2 separate regions of the Homo sapiens genome follow, and region 1 is linked to region 2. Evidence: read pairs that join two places in POLR2A ChIA-PET (ENCODE). Cell type or tissue: Panc1. All regions are shown on one strand. Links, peaks and the distances in the headings refer to the core of each region. The heading gives the core; the rest is flanking DNA.

Region 1 (2,806 bases), core at 290-2,789, 350 kb after region 2:
TGCTCTTCTCAGGGCATCGCATCACTGATGTTGATATATCTTATTACCTGTGATATTAATGTTGATCTCTTGGTAAAGGTGCTGTCTGCCAGGTTTCTTCACCATTAAGTTCCTATTTCTCCATTTGTATTTAATAAGTATCTTGTTTGTAACAATTACATGGTGGTGTTTGCCTGATGGTGATTTTCTATTTCCATTATTCCTTGTATTTATTAGTTAGTGTTCTTCTGTAAGGATGAGCTGTCCCTATCCACCAATTTAATTATTCAGTGATTTATATTTATGTCAGTATGGAAAATAGCATATTAAAATATGTTCTTTATAAAATTAATATAAACTAAAAATCTTGAATGTCGAGTTACCATTTTTCAGAAAGAACAAATAATTTTTGGTGAAAGGATCCCCTGTCATGCAGGGCAGAGAGAGCAGAGCTTTCAGGAAGAAGCCCAGTCTTGGGACCATAATAGAATTTGAGCCTGCTTGCAGCATAGAGATCCTTAATTTCATTTCACAGATGATGAAATGGCTCAGAGAAGTTGAATTGGCAAATCATGCTGTAGCCAGGCTTAGGATCTATGTCTGTTTGATTCTAAGACTCACGTGCATTCCACCATCCTCTTTCAAACATCAGGAGGGGGTGAACTTTAAGGTCCCTTTCAAGTCTGAATTTCTACACCTATGAAGTCTCCCAACCATGTGGACCTGTGACCTCATCTTCCCTTCCTTAGGGGACTCCAGCCAGAGACTTACTGCCCTGGGGGAGCCTCAGTTGCTGTTCTACAGACCCAGCTTGTCAGAACCTCAAAGATAAGGCTTTTAAAGAACCTTTCAGCTCTTCCCCAACTAAGCATGACTCCATACAACTGCGGTTCTCATCTGCACATAATTTAATTCCTCTTCAGCACAAAGAGATGGTAAATCAGTTGTGCATGTGTATGTGTGTGAATGTGTGTGTGTGCACGTGTGCATGTATGGATATATATGTGCGTATTGTGTGTGGGGGGTAGTGAAAGGGAACCAGATAACCACACTTAACACTGGGGGTCAGTTCAAATTGTTCCCAGCAATCAACTCCCAGCAGGCTTGTCAATGCAATGCTTGAAGGCTTTCGTTCTGAGTTTCCTGGAAGAGAATTGAGACTTTTAGTTTTTAGCTTACCCATCATAAAAGAAGCTCTATTCGACTCCTTGTTCTACATCACACACACCACCCCTGTGTCCTTCCTAGCACTTTTTCCAGGGCACTAGTATCTCAGTAATTATTTGAGTTATGTTGCCTCCCCTACTAGACTATATGCACTATAGCAGACAGCGACCATATTTGTTTTCCTCATTGTGGTACACCCAGTGCCTTGTATAGGGCCTTGCACATAACAGGCACTCAATAAATATTTGTTAAATAAACGAACAAATCATTTAGTTCAAAAAATCAGTGTTTCCTTTGATGGGCAAGAAAGGCATGCTTGTGTAGTGGAAGGCCTGTGAAAAGCATAGTTTTTCCTTAATCTGCACCTGTGTATTGCATGTTAGTTAGCTCAGCAAATGTACATTTTCTCTGGGAAACTTCTGAAAACACAAAGGTTACATGCCATTGAATCCGTGCTGAATTTGGTGATTGATTTTATGTTTTTTTGATCTTTATAAAGGTTGGGCAGTGGATCAGGTTGTTAAATAGCAAAGCAGATATCCTTGTTAAGATATCCAAAGGTGTCAATTCTCAGAAACTGGGTTTACACACCCAGTGAAGGGCAGACACAGCCCGGTGGTGTTCTCCAAAGAGCCACAAGATGGTGCTGCTGTTGCTCCCCAGGCCTGGCCTTTTTGCTCACGCCTGTAGCCGCTGGAATAATTACAGTAAAAAGCTCTTTATAAGTTAGAAGTGATTGCCCGATAGAAACTCTGCTCGAATTTTGGCTAATGATGGAGACTTCTCACAATGAATGCTTTTGAAGAAGGCCTCAGTGAAAGCCTTGCATTCTTGGTGTATTTTCCAAAGGCACCAATTGAGAGAAGGAAAAATGGCTGGAAATGGCAGCCTCCTCCCCAAGAACCACCAGCAGACAGTGAGCCCTCCAGCAGCAAGGCTGGATTGATTGGCTGTTCTCTCAGGCATAACTCTGTCTCCAGTGGCATTTTCCCTCCTGGCCCTTTGAATCCTCTCCCACGGATCCAAGTTGTCTGTTAGCAGTTGTATCATTGAGCTGGGTTCTGTTCTAGCTGCTTGAAGTCTCTGATTTAATTGTAATGGGCTAGGCATGCATTTGTTCACTCATTCCTCCATTCATTCATTATGCATCCAGTACTTGCTGTGTGCCAGATACTGTGCTAGAAACTAGGAAAGCAACTGCAAATAAGGCAGCCAAAGATTTGGACTTGAGTTTTCCCCCGACCTCTGCTCTACCCTGATCCAGCCTGATTCTGGCCAGCCCTCGCCCATGGTGGAGGGACTCCTTTTCCCTCTGCCTCATTTTCCTATTGGGTCTATGCCTGGGTCTTGTACAGTTTGATGATCTGAACTGTAGCTTTAATACTGACTCTGAGAGAATGCCTAGGAGCCCTGCCTGTCCTGGACACCTTATCTGCTGGACAAAGAAACTGATCTGAGTTTGGGTGACTAACCAAACCTGTTTTCTTGGTACTGAGAGGAGAGATAGTCATGGGATGCAGAACTTTCAGTTTTAAGAAAAGTACTGATGAGTTTCCCAGGATGTGAGACTTTCAGTGCTAAAACCTGAAAAGTCCTGGGCAAATTGGGGTGGGTTTGTCACCATAGGTCAGCTTCCCCACCACACTCCTGACAGGCCTGG
Region 2 (2,806 bases), core at 301-2,800:
AGTGCATTCACACCAGGCGCATTCCTGCGCTTGAGATTCCTAGCATCAGCCAGGAGCGGCTTAGTGGGAGAAAGAGCTGCGACGGTGATGATAGTGACATTCCAAAGTTTTGTGGCAACATGAAGGAGGAGGTGTGTCTGCGCTTGCACAGTGACTGCAGCCCTTGGGCAGATGTGGAGAATGTGTGAGGCTAAAGGCTCCCACGCAGCATGGGGCATGGGGAGCCTGAATGTAAGCCCCAGGGCAGGAAGTTTTGCCTATTTGCTCACCGTGTAATCTCCAGCATCTAGAATAGCATAGTAGGCCTTTGGTAAATATCTGTTGAATGGAAGGACTAAAATTAGTTCTGGAAGTGTCTGGGGATGGGGCTTAAGTTACCTCTGCAGGGTCTCCAAGGCTAAATCCTTTTCCTGAGTTAGAAAAACAGGGCTGTTCTCACTGAAGTTTTGGCCTTCAGAGTGTGATGAGGAGTGCAAAGGGGCACGGGGCAGCTTCAAGGACAGGGCTGGGACCACAGAGGGTGAGAAAAGGGCACAAGGGAGGAGGGGTGCTCCCAAGATGGCAGCCCCTAGAGATCTGGGCTGGGTCTTGCTTTCCTCCCTGGGGCCAGTGCAGCAGGAGAGGGTGCTGGGTAGGGGTGCTGGGGGCTGAGAGGACCAACCCAGCTTCACCAGGCCCAGAAGAGAAGATGCACACAGGGAGAAGGCAGCTGTATGCAGTGGGCTCAATAAAGAGGATTTGGGCTGGGCGTGGTGAGTCATGCCTATAATCTCAGTGCTTTGGGAGGCCAAGTGGGGAGGATGGCTTGAGGCCAGGAATTCCAGACCAACCTGGGCAACACAGCAAGACCCCATCTCTATGATACATTTAAAAAAAAATTAGCCAGGTGAGTGGTGCACACCTGTAGTTCTAGTTACTTGGGAGGCTCAGGTGAGGGGATCAGTTGAGCCCAGGAGTTCAAGGTTGGTTACGGCAAGCACTCCAGCCTGGGTGATGGAATGAGAAATGAAACCCTGTCTCTAAATAAATAAATAAATAAAAAGATTTGCCTCTGTATAACAGGAGTTTGAATTTAGGGCTCAAAAAGTCAAGTACATTCTCAAAATCACTCAGAGAGTGACAAAATCAGGATTCAATTTCACATCTTTCTAATTCCAGAGCCTGACTTTTTTTCACTCCGCTAAAAAAAGTGACGTCACAGGCACATGGCAGGCATGGAGCCCCAGGCGAGCCAGGTCTCAGTCTGGGTCAGTGTAGCCCCAGGGCTGGGATCAGAACCACAGTCGTTCTGGAGACAGGGCCAAACTAGGGTTAGAGGTCAGGGAGGCCAGGCCTGAGAACAACAGGCTTTCCGGGCTTTGTGCCCCCAGCCAGACACAGTGTCCTGGGATTGGTGGCAGGGCCTGCTGGAGCCCCCAGCTCCCTCTTTCCACCCCCCATCTAGGGCCTGGCCTGACCTTCCTCCCCAGGGCAAGGAACTGGCCTGGCTCTTATCCTGGAGGAGGCTGCAGCTGCTCCTGCAGCCCTGGTCCCAGCAGACAAAGGCGCTTTCTTTCCTAGTACAAGGTCTTGATTGCATGTTGCCCTGGATCCAAAAGTTCCTATGGAGGAAGCAGTTTCCTCCCAGGGTGTGTGTGTGTGTGTGTGTGTGTGTGTGCACGCACGTGTGTGCTGGGTTTCAGGGAGTTGGGCTGTCAGGGAGTGCAAGCCCTCTCCCAGCCTCCTGGGTTTAGCCTGGCATTGCTCAATCTGCATCCTTTGTGTACATCTCTAAGTGTCTATGCATGTGTGTGTACGTGGTGGTGTGTGATTGTATGTATGAGCATGTTTGTGCATGTCCCTGCAGCTGCAGGTGCGACTGCCTAGTATGTACCTGTGCATATTTCTGTACACATCAGCACATGCTTATACACAGTCGCAAGCCTACGTATCTGTGTAACTTGTGTCTGTGCCCACATGCGTTTGGGGGTGTATGCATATGTTTCATGTGTGTGTCTACATGAGACACCTGGTACCAGGTCCCTAACTCTGCTGCCTCTGGCTGTGCCTCCCCACACCCTCTGCTGCTGTGTGGGGGCTCTGCAGTATGCAAGTCCTCCTAAAATAGCCCCCTTTCTTCTTCCCAACCCCCGGCCCCGCCTCTGCATTTGTCTGGGAACAACCTGGCCTCTTTCAGCTCTGGGAGGAAGACAGGTTTGTACAGCTTGGCTTGGCCCATACACTTTCCAAAACTCTCTGGCTCCCAGCCAAACTCTTTATAAAAAGGCTCATGGGGAATAGCCTAACAGGAAGGTGGGAACTCTGCCTGGGGGGCTCAGGAACCCTGCTCCAAGCCCCAAGATTAAATGGGAGCATCAGTCAGCTGAACTTCAGCCAGAGACGGCCCTGCAGCCTGAAGGTGAACTTGGTCAATGGACCCTTCACCCCCAAAGATGGGGACACAGCATCTCAAGGTCTCATGTCCAGGGTGGCAGAGCTCGGAGGGGTCCCAGGGCTCAGGCAGCTCAACTCCCCATGGGCACACTGGAGGGAGAGGCCCAGAGTGATGCCCCAGACCAGGCAGGAGCTGAGCCACTTCCTAGCATCCTGCAGCCCCAGGCCCTGGTGACCCTGCCATGGATAACCCTGGGTCTGCCTCTTCTGCAGGGAGGTGGGTGCCACTGCCAGACTTCAGAGTAGCAGGCTCTGAGCCTGGCTGGCCCTTTTGCTCAAGGCCTCCTGAGTCCATATCACAAAGTCAGTGTTTGAGCACAGGGTTGGTTTACCCAGCACTTGCCTTACTTGGGGTGCAGGGGACCTCAAGCTG

The links. ChIA-PET counts read pairs that join two places held together with the same protein. Peaks named below come from ENCODE experiments on the same cell type or tissue, not always from the same donor. Only the 100,000 strongest peaks of a DNase experiment are listed, where the experiment ranks them.
Region 1: POLR2A ChIA-PET joins it to region 2 with 6 read pairs; 1 of 35 experiments calls an interaction of 5 or more read pairs at or near these places.

What each region holds. Positions count from the first base shown.
Region 1 is chr20:41,736,993-41,739,798 of GRCh38, forward strand. No RefSeq gene overlaps it. Among named protein-coding and RNA genes, the nearest start is that of CHD6, 120 kb to the left of the region's middle. In Panc1, for the core only: CTCF peaks have their summits at 1,785 (motif pointing right) and 2,057; a DNase peak (open chromatin) is centred at 1,799.
Region 2 is chr20:41,391,746-41,394,551 of GRCh38, forward strand. No RefSeq gene overlaps it. Among named protein-coding and RNA genes, the nearest start is that of EMILIN3, 26 kb to the left of the region's middle. RefSeq lists an enhancer at 1-593. In Panc1, for the core only: no CTCF peak of the experiment used is centred there; a DNase peak (open chromatin) is centred at 1,813.